Linked DNA regions of Homo sapiens: region 2 is linked to region 1. A link is an interaction called in ENCODE POLR2A ChIA-PET data of the cell type or tissue named here. Cell type or tissue: MCF 10A. All regions are shown on one strand. Each heading gives the region's core, and the rest is flanking DNA. Links, peaks and the distances in the headings are about the cores only. Region 1 has its middle 20 kb from the start of DBI. Region 2 overlaps STEAP3 (STEAP3 metalloreductase).

Region 1 (8,445 bases), core at 3,532-6,031:
TAAACCACTTTTTTCAGGAGACCGCTACACGCAGACAAATGCAATTCCTAGGTAATAAAGTTACTGTAGTTAGTCAGGGCTGTGCCCATATTAGGTAAGTATGGTAAAGTCCTAGGGTATGGGACCCAGGATTCTGGAACAGAAACTATTGCATTTATAGTTATGTGACAGTCTCAAAAATTTGGTGCTCCAGAAGTAGAAAATGAAAAGGACACAAATTTAAGGGGCTCTTTGAGATGGAGTGTCGCTCTGTCGCCCAGGCTGGAGTGCAGTGGTGAGATCTGGGCACACTGCAACCTCCGCCTCCCGGGTTCAAGCAATTCTCCTGCCTCAGCCTCCTGAGTAGCTGGGATTACAGGCGCGTACCTCCACACCTGGCTAATTTTTATATTTAGTAGAGACGGGGTTTCATCATGTTGGTCACGCTAGTCTTGTAATCCTGACCTCGTGATCCACCCTCCTCAGCCTCCCAAAGTGCTGGGATTACAGGCATGAGCTACCGTGCCTGGCCTAAAAGTTTCTTACATTTGGGTTGTGAGCCTGTATTCCGTATTTGTTACATTAGTCTCTGCACTTTTCAGTATTTTTAAAAATAGTGGGCATGGGATGTAGTGGGAAGAAAATCACTGTAGCACTCCTCCAGGTCAAGTGGGCATGAAGAGACATCCCTACAAAACTTCCTCACTGATGAGGGAAGTGGATTGGCTTAGCTCACTGTGGTAAATTGGATGATTGTTCCCAACCCCTGGCACCCTCCGTAAAGGATTATCTGTCTGTGCCCTTCACTGTTCCAACCTGAAGTGTGCCCACCAGAAGTGAACTGCTCGTCCCCACCCATTCACTCGAGCTTGGTCATAGGACTTGCTTTGCACAACGGCATGTGATCAGACATGATCCAGGAAAGAGCTTTATATGAGCTTGTGTGGCTTAGCCGGCCCTCTTGAACTTCTGCCATCTGCCATGGGAAGAAGATGCCAAGGAGCCACTGTTGCCAGGTACATGAGAGATAAGCAAGGCCTACCTGAAGCTAACCACAGCCTTGAGCAAGTCCAACTGATCCCAGATAAGCCTGGCAGAGCCACCATCAACTGAAGGCCTGTGAGCTAGAAATTAACAAATAAATCTTGTAAGCCACTGAGTCTTAGGGGTTGTTGATCATGCAGCATTATTGCAGCAGATGTTTATAATGAACATCTGATGTTTTTGTCTGTCTGGCATCCTTCTCTCAGCCTACTAAGAACAGTTCCTCTCTCTTTGCAGCAACTGCCAAAAGGTGCTTCTGGCAGGCTGCCAGCCACAGTACCTCATCCCAGAAGTGGATGTATCAGGAGTCCATTCAAGACAGCAGGAAGGGAGAAGAAAGGATAAAAGGGTACCCTTCCTTTTTAAAGATTTGTGGTTAGCAGAATAATGATCTACCCAGAGAGGTTCGTGTCTGAATCCCCCAGAACCTGTGAATAGATTAGGTTGCATGGAAAGGAGAAGTAGGGTTGCTAATCTGCTGATTTTAAGGTGGGGAGATGCCTGGATTATCCAGATGGACCCGGTGTAATCACAAGGGTCCTTAAGTGTGGAAGAGATAGGCAGAACAGGCAATGTCAGGATGGTGCGATGTAAGAACAACTCAGTCAGCCATCACTGACTTTGAAGATGGAAGAAGACACTAACCAAGGCACGTGGCAGCCTCTAGAATCTAGAAAAGGTGAGGAAACAGATTCTCCCCTACAGCCTCCAGAAGGAACAGCCCCCCAGACACCTTGATTGTAGCCTGGTGAGACCCATATCAAACTTCTGACCTCCAGAACTGTAAGTCAATAAATTTATGTTGTTTTAAGCTACTGCATTTGTGGTGATCTGTTACAATAATAGGAGCTGATACAGGATCTTTCTGTAAAGGACCACACACCTGTCATTGGCCAGAATTTAACCACCTAGCCATCCCTAGCTACAAGAGAGATGGGCACATTGCCAACATGAATAAAATCAGGAGAATTTATGTCATTACCAGGGGAAGGAGGAAATGTATGTTGGAGTGAACAAATGGCAGCCTCAGTCACAGAATCCCATTCCTCTGGCCACAGTGACGTTCCAAAGATGGGCATAGGAGTCAACAACACACTAGCTGTCCTCTGAGATCGTATTTGGACGTTAGAAGAAAAATCTCTTTCTCATGGAGATGCTAAGCCTGGAGCTTACTCTAGCCACTCCCTCCACCCTGCCACCCACCAGGAGAGAATGAGTTCAACAAAAAAGAGAGGAAGAGCTAAGAGATGGACATTGTTCTAGTTCTCTATTTTTGTGTAACAAGTCACCTCAGAAATTAAATTAGTGGCTTAAAATAACAACAATCACTTTATTATTATTGTTTTCATGGCTCTGGGGTTAGTTGGGCTCACCTGGGTGGGTCTTGTTCAGGATGGCTCCCAAGGCTGCACCTGATGGTGGAGGCTGGAGTCCCACAGAGCTTCCTCACTCATGTGTCTGGTAGATGATTGATGCTGGCGATTGGCCAGACGCCTACACCTGGCTCCCCATGTGGCTTGGGCTTCCTCAGAGCATGGTGGCCGAGTTCCCAAAGTCGGTGTCCCCAGAGAGTGGGCAGAATTTGTGTCACCTGGTATAACCTAGCCTCATAAATCACACAGCATCCCTTCTGCCATAGTCATAAGCCCACCCAAATTCAAGGAGAAGGAACATAAACCCCATCTCTTCATGGGAGGAAAGTCAAAGTCATATTGTAGGAAAGGCCCATGGGATGGGAGATTGTTGCAGCCATTTTTGGAAAATATAAGCTGCAAGAGATTCCATATTATCACATGAAGCTTCAATCAAACTGTCCTTTCCAATGTAACTCTTTTTTGTGTATGCTGGTACGAGAGAGGTTTCTGTCATTTTCTGGCTACAACAACATTATACACACGTCCCACAAGACTCCATAAGTGGTAGTTCCCTTTCCCCTGTTCCTTCTTTTCCAGTGGCCCTTCACTTTCCCTGTGGATGGTGGAAATTTGTCACTAAAGCTGTCTGTGTTGCAAGAGAGCATAGCAGCAACCTTTGCCACTATGGACGGTTATGAAACTTTTTCAACATACATAAAAGTTGAAATAATTTTACAGCAAACTCCTGTGTATTCACTACACAGATTTTCTTTACTTTAGTTGCATTATCTTTTTTTTCTTTTAAAAAAAAACATTTTGTAGGAATGGGGTTTTTCTGTTTTGTCTACACAGTTCATAGCCCTGCCTTACAACTACACTTTCGGGAAGTTTTATAATGCATCTGCCCCAGCCGAATGCAGGCAGAGCCCTGCTCTTCAGCAGTAGGCTTTGTTCCGCCTACCCACAGACTCAACATTTCCATCAGTACGAATCTAAACTGGAACCTGCACTGTCTTTACAGTATAAGCAAAAAATTTGCAAATTTTGCCATATTCTTGGACAGACTGTAAAAAAGATTTTTAAAAAAAGAAAAGAAGGCAAGGAGCAGTGGCTCACGCCTATAATCCCAGCACTTTGGGAGGCTGAGGCAGGCAGATCACCTGAGGTCGGGAGTTCGAGAAACTTTAGTAGAGACGAGCTCGTCTCTACCAAAAATACAAGCATGCCTGTAATCCCAGCTACTCGGGAGGCTGAGGCAGGAGAATCACTTGAACCCCAGAGGCGGAGGTTGCAGTGAGCCGAGATGGCACCATTGCACTACAGCCTGGGCAAAAAGCAAAACTCCATCTCAAAAAAAAAAAAAGAAAAGAAAGAAAAGAAAAAAGATTTGCAAATTGATTTTTCATCTCTTTCTTTCTTTTTAATTTTAATATAGCAAGCTTATCCTTAAGCAAATTGATTTTTAAGAGATATTAAACAAGCCTTGGCAATATTGCCTTCTCAATCCCCAGAGAGAAATCTTCACATCCCATCTCCAAACTGCTGCATTTTAAGAAATATTTTTCCAAATATGAAAAACAATATGCATGCATTGCAGAAAACTTAGAAAATATTGAAAACTATAAAAAGAGAACAAATAATCTCTCATAATCATTTAGCACATAATGGGAATCATACTGTGTATAAAGTTCTAAACCTGATTTTTCTCCCCTAAAGTATATCATGAAAAATGTCTGCATAATATTTGCATCGCATTGTTAAACTATAATTTAATTAGTACACTATAAGCAATACCCTATTTTTCCTGTTATTATAATAATTTGTTAAACTTTTTTTTTTTTTTTTTTTTGAGACGGAGTCTCGCCCTGTCGCCCAGGCTGGAGTGCAGTGGAGCGATCTCGGCTCACTGGCTCACTGCAAGCTCCGCCTCCCGGGTTCACACCATTCTCCTGCCTCAGCCTCCCAAGTAGCTGGGACTACAGGTGCCCGTCACCACGCCCGGCTAATTTCTTTTTGTATTTTTAGTAGAGACAGGGTTTCACCGTGTTAGCCAGGATGGTCTCGATCTCCTGACTTTGTGATCTGCCCGCCTCGGCCTCCCAAAGTGCTGGGATTCCTCGCCCAGCCTGTTAAATATCTTTATACATGGATCTTTGAAAACATTTTTTTTGCCCCTAGAATAGATATACTCTTGGATATAACTTATTGAGTAAAAATGTATGATCTTTTATACATATTGTTAAATTATTTTTGTAAAAACCTGTTACTAGTAATGTATAAAAGTGCCCTCTCACCAACTTCTTGCTAGCACTGAATATTATTATTTTAAACATTGTTGTTTTTATAATTCAGCCGGTAAGTTGTAGCTTGCAGTTTCAGGCTCCCTTGAAAGTGAAAAAGGTTTGATGGCTGCCTTCTCCAGGATTCTCTTTAGCGGCCTCTGCTGCTTCAGAGGCAGTCTTTCTCTCTCTATCGCTCTCTCTCTCTCCCTTGGGGCCATCTTGCATAATTTCTGGTTTCCTCCTTCCTGTTGTATTTTGGAGTTCTTCCCACAGACTTTTTCTTTTTCAGTCCCAGCTCTCCACTTCAAAGTCTACTTCTGCCAGGGTGCAGCAGGTCAGATGTTTTCCATTAACTAAGGTAGTATATGTTAAATGGTTAACCCAGAACCCTCTGGAGTCAGCAGAGGTGTTGAGTGGAGCTGTGCCTGCCAGGAAATGCCCCCTTATCCTCATTTCTGCCCATTGGGCAGAGCAGCATTTTCCGCTTGGCAGAGCAGGCCTGATGCAGCGCTCAGAGGGAACCAAGCCAGTGCTGGCATTGCTGCCAATAGCTACTGAGGAAGCAATCTCCTTAACGATACATGTGATCAAGACTCAAAAGCTTAAAAGAGAACCTGTAGATCTTGCGTGGGCAGAGGCCATGAGTCATCTAGAAATGGTGTTTGGGGCTGTGAGCAGATGACACCATTTCCAGTGGAGACAGTCACGGGACAGACTGCAGGACAGAACTGGGACCTGGGATCTGCAGAAGCCACATGATGGAGTGATAAGACCACCTGGCCTGGGCCAGGACGCAGACCATTCTTTTAGCCACACCAAACTTTAAAGGACTTTCCATTTGTTATTTCTCTCCATTTTATTATGAAAATAAGTTGAAAGAATTTTCCAGCAAACACCCATGTGTCCACTACATAGATTTTCTCACAGCATTTTACACGAATTGCTTTTTTTTTTTTTTTTTTAACATTTTGTAGAGATGGGGTTTTGCTATTTTGCCCAGGTTGGTCTCAAATCCTGGGCCTCAGGCAATCCTCCTGCCTCGGCCTCCCAAAGTGCTGGGATTACAAGCATGAGTCACTGCACCGGGCTGCATTATCATATATTAATCCACCTATCCATCATCCCTCTATCTCTCAAGCAATCTAAATTATTTTTTCTGTGAATATCAAAATAAGTTGCCGATGTCAGTATGCTTCCCCAAAAAACTGAATCATGTATATTATTAATCAAAGTTCAGTATTTATTTACAGTCCATTATTTCCTTAGGGAAAGATTTATATACCACAGATTGCATGCAAAAACGTGTACTGTGTGATGTTTTAACAAATGCATATACTTGTACAACCCAGATCCCTATCGAAATATAGAACATTACATCCAGAAATTTCCTTCATGCCCCTTCCCAGTCAATATCTGTCATCATGGTCCTAGAGGCAAATTCTGCTCTGGCTTTTTCTACCGCAGATTAGTTTTGCCTGTTCTACAACTTCCTATAGATGAAATTATATATTTGTATTTTTGTGTGTGAGACTTCTTTTACTCCATCTAAGGACACTTTACTATGTAGGAGGAAACTGGCAAACTATAGGGCCTGCCAGGATCCTGTTTTTTGTTTAGGAACAGAGAAAACCTTTTTTCCTAAATCGAATTTTAAGTGACAGTAAGAAACACCATTAAGGGGGCAAAGGTTTCCTATCTCATTCTATGGAGCCAGCACTGCCCTAACACCAAAACCAAACAAAGACATTACAAGAAAAGAAAACTGCAGACCAGTATCTTTTATGAGCATAGATGCAAAATCCTCAACAAAATATTAGCAAATTGAATCCAACAGTTTGATAGAAAAGTGTAACTGACTTTGGGAGGCTGAGGCAGGCAGATCACTTGAGCTCAGGAGTTTGAGACCAGTCTGGGCAACATGGCAAAACCCCACCTCTACTAAAAATACAAAAATTAGCTGGGTATAGCGGTGCACTCCTCTAATCTCAGCTACTGGGGAGGCTTAGGTGGATGGATTGCTTGAGCCTGGGGAGGTTGAGGCTGCGGTGAACCGAGATCATGCCACTGCACTCCAGCCTGGGCAACAGAGCGAGACACTGTCTCAAACAAAACAAAACAAAAAAAAACAAAAGAAAGAAAAGTGTAATCACCCAACAGGTTCTCCTTGCCCACTGCCTAGAGAGAGCTGATTTATCAAGACAGGGGAATTGCAATAGTTTAATTCTCACAGAGCCAGCTGTATGGGTGACTGCAGTTTTATTATTATTCGAATCAGTCTCCCAGAAAGCTAGGGGATCAGGGTTTTTAAGGATAATTTGGTGGGCAGGGGGTCAGAACATGGGAGCACTGACAGGTTGAGTTGGAGATGAAATCATAGGGAGCTGTGCTCTTGTGCTGAGTCAGTTCCTGGATGGGGGCCACAAGACCAGATGAGCCAGTTTCTCGATCTGGGTGGTGCCAGCTGATCCATTGAGTGCAGGGTCTGATCTTAGGTTTTGCAATAGTAATATTATCCCCAGGATAATTTGGGAGGTTTAGAATCTTGCAGCCTCTAGCAGCGTGACCCCTAAACCATAATTTCTAATCTTGTGGCTAATCTGTTAGTCCTGCAAAGGCAGTCTAGTCCCCAGGCAGGAAGCGGATTTGTTTTGGAAGAGGGCCGTTATCATCTTTGTTTCAAAGTTAAGCCATAAACTAAGTTCCTTCCAAAATTAGTTTGGCCTGCACCCAGGAATGAACAAGGACAGTTTGGAGGTTAGAAGAAATATGGAATCAGTTAGGTCAGATCTCTTTCACTGTCATAATTTTCTGTTCTAATTTTTGCAGAGGCGGTTTCAAAAGAATTATACACACAACCAAGTGATATTTCTCCCAGGAATGCAAGGCTGATTTAATATTCAAAATCAATTAATGTTACTCATCACATCAACATGTTAAAAGAGAAAAATCACATGATCTTATTAATAGATGCAGAAAAAGCATTTGACAAAATTCAGCATGCATTTATGATTAAAAAAAGAAAACTTCAGTAAACTAGGAATAGAGGGGAACTTCCTCAACTGGGTGAAGGATATCTACAAAATATCTATAGCTAACATCTTACTTAATAGTGAGAGACTCAAAGCTTTCCCACTAAGGAAACAAGGAATAAAGCAAGGATGTCCTCTCTCCCCACTCCTTTTCAACATTATCCTGGAAGTTCTAGCTAATGCAATGAGATGAGGAAAGGAAATAAAAGAATACAAACTTAAAGAATACAATAAATACAAATAAAAAATACAAATTAGAAAGGAAGAAATAAAACTATTTTTGTTTGCAGATGATATGATCATAGTCAATGAAAAACTTCTGGAACTAATAAGCAATTATAGCAGGATTCCAGGATACAAGGTTAATATACAAAAGCCAATTACTTTCCTATATACCAAGTGGAATTTGAAATTAAAAACACAGTACCATTTCCATTAACATCCCCCAATATGAAATCCTTAATTATAAATCTAACAAACTATATCCAAAATTTTTATGAGGAAAAGTACAAAATTCTGATGAATGAAATCAAAGAACTAAATAAATGGAGGTATATTACATGTTCATGGAGGAAGACTCAATATTTTCAAGATGTTAGCTCTTCCTCAGCTTGATCTAATTTAATGCAGTCCCAATCAAAATTTTATCAAGCTATTTTGTGGATATTGGTAAATTAATTCTGAAGTTTATATGCAGAGGCAAAAGATCTAGAATAGTGAACACGATATCTTCAAGTACAAAGTCGGAGGACTGAC
Region 2 (8,445 bases), core at 2,129-4,628, 150 kb before region 1:
CAGAGCCACTGTGCTAGTGTGGTCTTTGTGTTGCTATAAAGGAATACCTGAAGCTGGGGAATTTGTAAAGAGAAAAGGTGTTTTTCAAAAGGAAGACAAACATTTGAATGCTCTGGATTTATTCAGGATCAGTCACCTTAGTAACCTGCAAGGTCAGCCAGCAAGGGCCCAGCAGAGGAGTGGATTCATATCCCACCTGACCACTTGCTAGCTGGTGGCCTGGGCAAGTCACTTCACCTTCCTGAGCCCCATTTCTTCATGTGCACCATGTGTGCAGAGATCACCTGGGGAGAGAGGAAGTAAGAGAGAGAGAGAGGGTAGGGAGGTGGCAGGCTCTTTTTAACAAGCTGCTCTCGAGGAAACTAATACAGTGAGAACTAACAGGGAACTTACTTGCTCCTCTGCCCTCCCCCCAGCCAGGGAGGGAATCCACCCCCATGACCCAAACACCTCTTATTAGGTGCACCTCCAGTATTGGAGATCAGAATTCAACATGAGGTTTTTGGGGGACAAACCTCCAAACCACAGCAGCCACCAACATTGGTGTTACAAAATCCATCCAATGACATAGGCTCATGGAGCGCGCTTAAGCTGTCATCCAAAACATGTTTACTCTTGGTTTACACACACTAGTAGCAGTCTGCCATACCTCAATTTCCTTTTTTATTTTAGGTAACAACTTTTTAAATAACCTTACTGAGCTATGCCTCACATCACCACGCAATTCACCCATTCAAATGGTGAGTTGCATGGTGTACCCGTGAGGATCACTCCCCATTTTCTCCAAATCCCCCATTCTGGCCACCACTAATCTACTTTCTGTCTCTATTGATTTGTTTATTCTAGACATTTATATAAGTGTAATTATGTAATGTCTGGCCTTTTGTAATTGGCTTCTTTCCCTTAATGCTTTCAAGGTTCACCCCTGTTGGATGCATACTTAGTTCTCTTTATGGCTGAATATTAATCCACCGGATGGATAGGCCACATTTTGTTTAACCATTCCTCAGTTGATGGACGTTTGAATTGTTTCCACTTTTTGGGTATTATGAATAATGGGTGAAAATGTTTTTGTGTGGATATACATTCTTCCTTCTCTTGGATATATAGCTAGGAGTGGAGTTGCTGGGTCATATAGAAACTGTTTAACGTTTTGAAGAATTCCCAGGCTGTTCTCCACGGTGCCTGCACCATTTTACAATCCCAGCAGCAGTGTAGGAGGGTTCTGATTTCTCCACATCCTCCCTGTCTTTTAAAAAAATATATCATTGTAGCCATCCTAGTGGGTGTGAAGTGGTATCTCATTGTGGTTTTCATTTGCATTTCCCTGAGGGCTAATGATGCTGAACATCTTTTCATGTGCATTTGTATATCTTTTTTGGAGAAGTGTCTTTTCCAGTCTTTTGCCCACTTTATGTAGGTTGTTTGTCTTTTTAATACCGAGGTGTAAGAGTTCTTCAGATATTTAGAAACAGGTCCCCTTATCAGTTATATGATTTCCTGAACTTTTCTCCATTCTGAGTTGGCTTTGCACTTTCTCGATGCTGTGCTCTTTCGATTTCGTCAGCAGCGAATTAGCAGGACCTGGGGGGCTTTAAGAGGTGAGCAGGCAGACAGACAGCGCCCACAAAGTCCTGAGGATGAGAGAAGAGGCAGAGCTTACACAAAGGCTCTGTGAAAACTGAAGATGGACCCCAGGCAGGTTGGGGTGATCCCTGGGGTGCTGGATGAGGATCTGATTTTGTACTGCATTTTGGAAGGATTTCTGCCCCCAGAGGCTACATAGGCTCCAGTGGTGTGTGCAGTCAGGCAGAGAGATGCACAGAACCTCTACAGTGTGCCAGGCATGGTGTGGGGTTCTGGGTGCATGTGGAACAACACACAGCAATCTTGCCCTCCCAAAGCTCAGGGAAGTGGGGGCGGGGGGTGGACAACGAGCACATGAGAAAAAGACCACAGGGGAAGAACTCCCAGAAACATCCCAGCCACAGCGCAATGCCCCAGGTGTATATGGCCCTTGGCTACTTCATGCCCTTGAGGGAAAATCGGTATTTTCATTTTACACTTGATGAAACAGGTTAGAGAAAGGACTGGCGTGTCCAGTACCTCCCAGTGAGAAGATACTCAGAGTAGACCCCAGATCCAGGTCCTTCCTCTTTCCCTCTCTACACGTTTTCAGTCTAGAAAAGAGTTCTGTGCGAGAATTTTTTTGTTTTTGTTTGTTTGTTTGAGACGGAGTCTCACTCTGTCGCCCAGGCTGGAGTGCAGTGGCGCGATCTCGGCTCACTGCAACCTCCGCCTCCCAGGTTCAAGCGATTCTCCTGCTTCAGCCTCCGGAGTAGCTGGGATTACAGGCACGTGCCAACACACCCAGGTAATTTTTGTATTTTTAGTAGAGATGGGGTATCACCATGTTGGCCAGGCTGTGTGCAAGAATTTATGTTTTCACTTGTGGCTTGCTGAGCCCTGGTGCTGGCTGTGGGCACATACTCGTTCACCCAGGGACATGCACTGTTGATGGGTCCTTGCACTCTGGGCTATCTTGGGCCCCGTTTGCTCAATGCAGGCCCCTCTTTCTGAAGCGCTTTTCTTGGGCTCACTCTCAATTCGTCAAAGTTCGGCTCAGGCCCACCTCCTGCAGGAATCCTCCCAGTCCCCGCTGTCCGAAGTCAGTACCCTTGTCAGGAGACCTTAAACACTTTAGTCCACTGCCTGGCCCTCCCATGGGGCAAAGGTCTCCAGGGTGTGTGTGCACTTCCTTGGGGCTTCTTAAGGCTCATTCCCTGGGATTAGGGAGGACATACAGAGCCTCCTTGCACCTACATTTGTTTACATATTACTTATACCACATACAACGTTATAGGGCACTGCTGCATAAGTGTACATTTTGAATGTATTTTACTTATAAAGAAATAGAGCAGTAATAGGAACATGTGCCCCTAAATGTAATTTTACTGACCAGACAAAAAAAATTTTTTTTAATTGAAAATAAGTAGCTGGACGTGATAGCATGCGCCTGTAGTCCCAGCTACTCAGACTCAGAAGTCTGAGACAAGAGAATTGCTTGAACCTGGGAGGCAGAGGTTGCAGTGAGTCGAGATCGCGCCACTGCACTCCAGGCTGGCGACACAGCGAGACTCCGTCTCAATAAATAAATAACTAATAAATAAACAAAAATTTAAAAAAATTGAAGATAACTGTGGGCTGCTTGAGGACAAGAACTGGGTTATTTTCTCTCTCTTTGCTCAGTCAGTCCCCACATGGGAGGCGTGCGAGGCACCCCGTTCTTGGCCTGCAGGCCGCCCCCACTCCATCTGGCTGCAGGGTGCCACAGCCAGCCTCTGATTGCCAGTGGCCCCAGCACCTCAATCCATACCGACCTCACAGCAAACCCTCCGTGGCCACAGCCTGCCCTGGCCACTCATGTCTGAAAGGTGATCGGTGTCCATGAAGAAGAGGCCATGGGGCTGTGGATGTCATGTGGCCAACTGTTAGTGGCCTGCGCAAGAGCAGACAGGAGCTGGCAGGCAGGCCCATGGGCCAGGCGTGGCTCCCAGCCATAAACACAGGCTGTAGCCCTGCCGGGAAGAAGGAGGGGACAGACAAGCCTGGGCAGAGACCCAGAGGGGACCAGGACACCCGATCCTCCATGGCAGTTCTGTCCACAGCTTGGGAGGAGAGGCAGGCAGGTCTGCAGGCAGGAGACAGGCCTCGGCCCACAGAGCTGCAATCTGATCCCATCTGCTCCCTCTCCAGTTCTATAAATAGAACCCCCAGGGAGCCAGGGCCCAGACAGGGTTAGTCACACCCTCACCTCAGGCCGCAGGGACAGGCCTCTGGGACTTCCAAGACATGTACCACCTGTCCTGCCCCCAACCCCTGCCAGCCTTCAGCAGGAGGGTTCATGCTGAGCATCAGGAGGGGGCAGAAGAATTGAACGTGGCCACTGTCCATGAAGAAGTTAGAGAAGAGTACACACAACACACATGCACACAAGAATAGGACACGTGCACACACACACACACATGCATACAAGATTAGGAAACACAAGTGCACACACAACCAGTCAGAAATGAGCTCTGAGCTTTTACACATATTAACTCATTTCATCCTCAAACAGTCTTTAGAGAGGTATAATTAGTGTTCCCGTTTTAAAGGTGAGGGAACTAAGGCACAGAGGAGCTATGTAACTCACCCAAAGGCACCCAGCTACTGGCATGTGAGGCCATGATTTCTCCCCAGCAGCCCCACCCACAGCCCGTGCCTTTAACCACCTGCCTGACCCCTCCCAGCCAAGTGGCTCCGTCCCTACATCAGAAAGGTCAAGGAAGAGGCCGCCTAGGGAGCAGTACAAGGCAGCATTACAACCTGGCATTTTCCTGTTGCAGACTGCATTTTGGTGGCAAGAGAAGCTTTGGAGGTGCTTAACGTTTAGTTTGCATTTATCCTACCGCTGAAAAGCAGGGACCCTTAGGACCATAAGTCTAGGACTTTTCATAGCACCCTAGACTGCTGGGGATGAAAGGGGCTTGGAGCTGAGCTGGTGCAGCAGCTCCTGTTAGAGAAGCCACCCAGAGAGGCCCAGGGACCTCCTATGTCCCAGCGCCAGTTAGGGGCAGACGTGGGACCAGCTCCCCTCGGCTGCAGCGGCCTCCATATCAGCTCCCTGGAAGGGAGCAGATGCCAAGTCAGGTTCTGAGCAACACCCTCAAGGCCCAGCCCTGGCAATCCCTTCCCACCTGTGATTAGGTCTGGGGTTCAACAAAAATAGGACTCAAAATCTGGATCTTCTCGCCTTGCTTCACTTTGGGCTGGTTCAGTTTTGTTTCGAGGTAAATCATTCGAGGTTTTTCAGGGATCCTCAGATGCATGTCTGCGTGAAGCCGTCCTGGCTTCCCCTTCGGCTGCCCCCTGGGCAAGAGCCTGGGCCATACCTGTGCCATTCCTGAGCTCTGTCTCTAGCTGCCCTATGTCCAGTCATTGGCGATGGGTCTTATTCAAGCCCCCTTTCCCCCAACCCACACTAGATTGTAAGCCCTCAGGGTGGGGACCGCTTCTCACTCATCCTTATATGCTTAGGAGTGTTCAGCACAAAGTCACTCAGGAGATGGCAGGCAGCGGGGAGAGGGCAGAGACAGAGGAGAGGCTTCTGTCCAGAGGGTTCCTACTTAGGATCATCCAAATCATCAGCAAATGTTGGAAAGATGGTCTGGGGGCCTCAGGCTGGCTACTCTTCCTCCCCATCAGGGCAAAACTCCCCGGGGGCTTGTGTCTCCCTGTGGTTGGGGACAGGCCTGGGTGTATCTGTCCCAGCCTTGACTGACCACAAGGGGAGACTTGGCCCTCCCGACCACAGGAGAAGAGGGATTTGAATTCACCTCGGCCCAAATTGCAGATGCTGGCCTGCGAGCCCTGAGGCCATCTGCAAGGCTCCTGGGCTGACATAACTGTCACCCAGCTCTTCATCCTCCTTCCCCGGGGCTGAAGGGGTGCCTGCAGGGTCTTCTGCCCTCCCTCCACCTGGGCCCTACTGCTGGCACGGAGCTTCATTTCTGTTGGCAGCCAGTGTTTGCTTAGTGATTACTGAATGCCGTTTGCTGGGTGCTTATGATGTGCTCAGCACTGTTCTAAGTGCTTTACACAATTGACTTATTTACTCCTACAACCTGCCCATAAGGGAAGTGCTGCCATGGTCTCCCTTTTATAGCTGAGAAAACTGAGGCACAGATAGGTCCATGGTCACACAGTTAACATAAGGCAGAGTCAGGACCAGAATCCAGGCGGACTGGCTCCAGAGCCCGGCTCCTGGACCGAGCAGCCTTGAGTAGGGACCTGGTGCAGACCCGCCTGCCGTGGACTCACTATAGGATGGGTCAGGAGGCCCGTTGTCACCTACAAAATGTAGCCCACCACCCAGGAAACGCTCCCAGAACCAGGCAGAAAATACTGTCTCCTATTCACAGGGTGGCTGTGCCTGGCGTGAGTGTCTTGGCGGGTGCCTGCATGTCTGTGCAGGAGTGCCACCCCCATCTGTGGACTCGGAAAGCATGATCCCCACAAAAGCAACCCCTCAGAGTCTCAGCTCAGCCAATCCCTGTTATCCTGTGACAGGCAGGGCCATGTTTCAAAACCATGTTAAAGATGAGCAAGAGGCTAAGGAAGTTTCCCATGCTGGCAGAGGCAGGACAGGAACACATGTCCCCTGACTCTTGACATTGAGAATGCACCCCCTTCCACCCACCTGGCCTCTTGTCCCAGCCAGTGTGGTCCCAGCTATGCAGCTCTCTGGGACATCTCTGGAAAGCTCATTGTTCTCTGTCTGGGCAGTAAGACGGAGTGAGGCTCTGACTGCCGAGGCAGACAGACCTGCCTCCTGCTCTTCCTCCCCTCAATTATTTGTGCTGCCTGAAACAAGTTCCTGAGCCTCCCTGAGCCTCAGTTCCCTCCTCTGTAAAGTGGGAATGATAACTGAATCTACTTCCTGGGGTTCTTGTGAGGACCAGAGGCCCATCACCCGAGGAAAGGCCTGACAGCAGCAATGGGTGTATGGTAGGCATCCATTAATAGGAACTGCTGCTGCTGCTGCTGCCTTATAAAAGGAAAAATCACAGTTTCAAAAACCTCTTAAGATTGCATGATTTGTCATCTGAGAGCAGAGATTGTGATCTCCATTGACAAAGATGGAAGCTGGGGCCCAGGGAGGCACACAGACTTGTCTGAAGACACACAGCTGCTTCATAGCAGAGCCGGGCCCAGCCTCCTGGTTCCCCTGCCCCATCTTTATGTCAGTCCCTGGATCCACTCCCTCACCTGGTCAGGTGTCCAGAGGTTCCAGGAGAGTGTTGTGGAAAAGTAGGAAGAGGCAGACGCCCATGGAGGGTGTTGAAAGCCACCCCAGCTGCTCTGCTGCTTCAGGGCAGGGGATCTTAAGCCCTGTGGAACTGTAGGCTGGTGAAGCTTGTGGACTTCTGCTCAGAATAATGTTCTTACATGCACCAGACAAAATAGCTTAGGGTTACAAATGAAATATATTATATGGAAACACAGCGAAAATATTTTTTAAAAAAGACTACAGTAGCATTAGGCATGCTTCTTTATTAGCACATTAAATGACAAGCTCTAGTGGCAGATCTAATGTCTACCATAATTTTATTTTTACTTTTATTATTATTATTATTATTATTATTATTATTATTATTATTATTTTGAGATAGTCTTGCTCTGTCACCCAAACTGGAGTTCAGTGGTGCGATCACTTCAGTCTTCAACTCCTGGGCTCAAGCGATCCTCCTGCCTCAATGTCCTGAGTAGCTGGGACGACAGGCGTGTGCCACTGTGCCTGGCTAATTTTTTTTTTATTTTTTTAGAGATGGGACCTCCCTGTGTGGCCCAGGCTGGTCTTGAACTCCTGACCTCAAGCGATTCTCCTGCCTTGACCTCCTGAAGTGCTAAGATTACAGGTGTGAGCCACTGCACCTGGCTAGCATGGTTTTAAATTTGTGCTCAATTTAAATGGTATTAGGATAAATTATTTACAGGTAAATTTATGATATGATCTTGGTCAGTATTAATGAAAAATTATGTTGCCTACCTTCATACTTAAAGGAAATAGCAAATTTTAGTTAGAAGTTGGTGACAATTAATATATAATAATTTTTCCATCCAAGTTTACTGTAGACCGATGGCCCGAGTTCAGGGTTTCCTCCACATCCACTCATATCTTGGGCTCAGCAAAGAAGATCACAGGGCACCCACTCTATCTTAGGGGCCCATTCACTTGTCTCTCAGTCCTGCCCTCAGAGATCAAGGTTTGGTGTTCATTCATTCATTCATTCAGCAAACACTGAGCACTGCCTCCGTGCCAGGCTATGATACACAGTGAGGTCCAAGGTCAGATGAGATGAGGTCCTGCCCTCAAGCTGTTCACCATGCTTCAGGGAGAGCATAAGAAGAACTGCTCCAAGATGCAAAATGTAGACAAGCATAGGGACATGCTCACCCTTCCTGGTCATCAAACACCCAGCGATGGTGAGGTTGGGGTTAGATGGTCACTCCTGGCTAGTGACACTGTCCATTGCCTAATCCTTTTGAAAAGAAGTATGGCACTGCATCACATTGGTCATGGAAATTCCAGAGTTCCCTTTCCCAGCACTCTCACTCTGCCAGTTTTTCCCGAGGAAATCATTCAGCAGGAGGGACAAAGGGTGGAGGGCAGAAGTCATCCCTGCTCTTCCTGAGTCTGTGCTCTCCCCAGGGAAGGGGCTGTGTTGTGTTCAGCTTGTTCCCCTGGTGCTGACACGTGGTAGCACTCGGTGAACACCTGCTGGGTGAATGTCTGACTGCCGTGTAGTTACGATGTATAAGAGGAGGGAGGTGGCAGAAGGGGCAGTCCAGGAGCCCTCCACTGACCAGGTTCCTGACTTCTCTTGCAGCCACCAAAATGCC

What was found. Peaks named below come from ENCODE experiments on the same cell type or tissue, not always from the same donor. Only the 100,000 strongest peaks of a DNase experiment are listed, where the experiment ranks them.
Region 2: POLR2A ChIA-PET joins it to region 1 with 5 read pairs; 3 of 35 experiments call an interaction of 5 or more read pairs at or near these places.

The regions. Positions count from the first base shown.
Region 1 is chr2:119,382,655-119,391,099 of GRCh38, forward strand. No RefSeq gene overlaps it. Among named protein-coding and RNA genes, the nearest start is that of DBI, 20 kb to the left of the region's middle. In MCF 10A, for the core only: a CTCF peak has its summit at 4,838; DNase peaks (open chromatin) are centred at 4,877 and 5,257.
Region 2 is chr2:119,237,057-119,245,501 of GRCh38, forward strand. STEAP3 (STEAP3 metalloreductase) reads left to right here. Exons shown (of 6, transcript NM_182915.3): 3 at 8,433-8,445. STEAP3-AS1 (STEAP3 antisense RNA 1) reads right to left here. Exons shown (of 2, transcript NR_046721.1): 2 at 7,366-8,445. Among named protein-coding and RNA genes, the nearest start is that of STEAP3-AS1, 7.8 kb to the right of the region's middle. RefSeq lists enhancers at 3,026-3,542, 3,543-4,059. In MCF 10A, for the core only: no CTCF peak of the experiment used is centred there; a DNase peak (open chromatin) is centred at 3,615.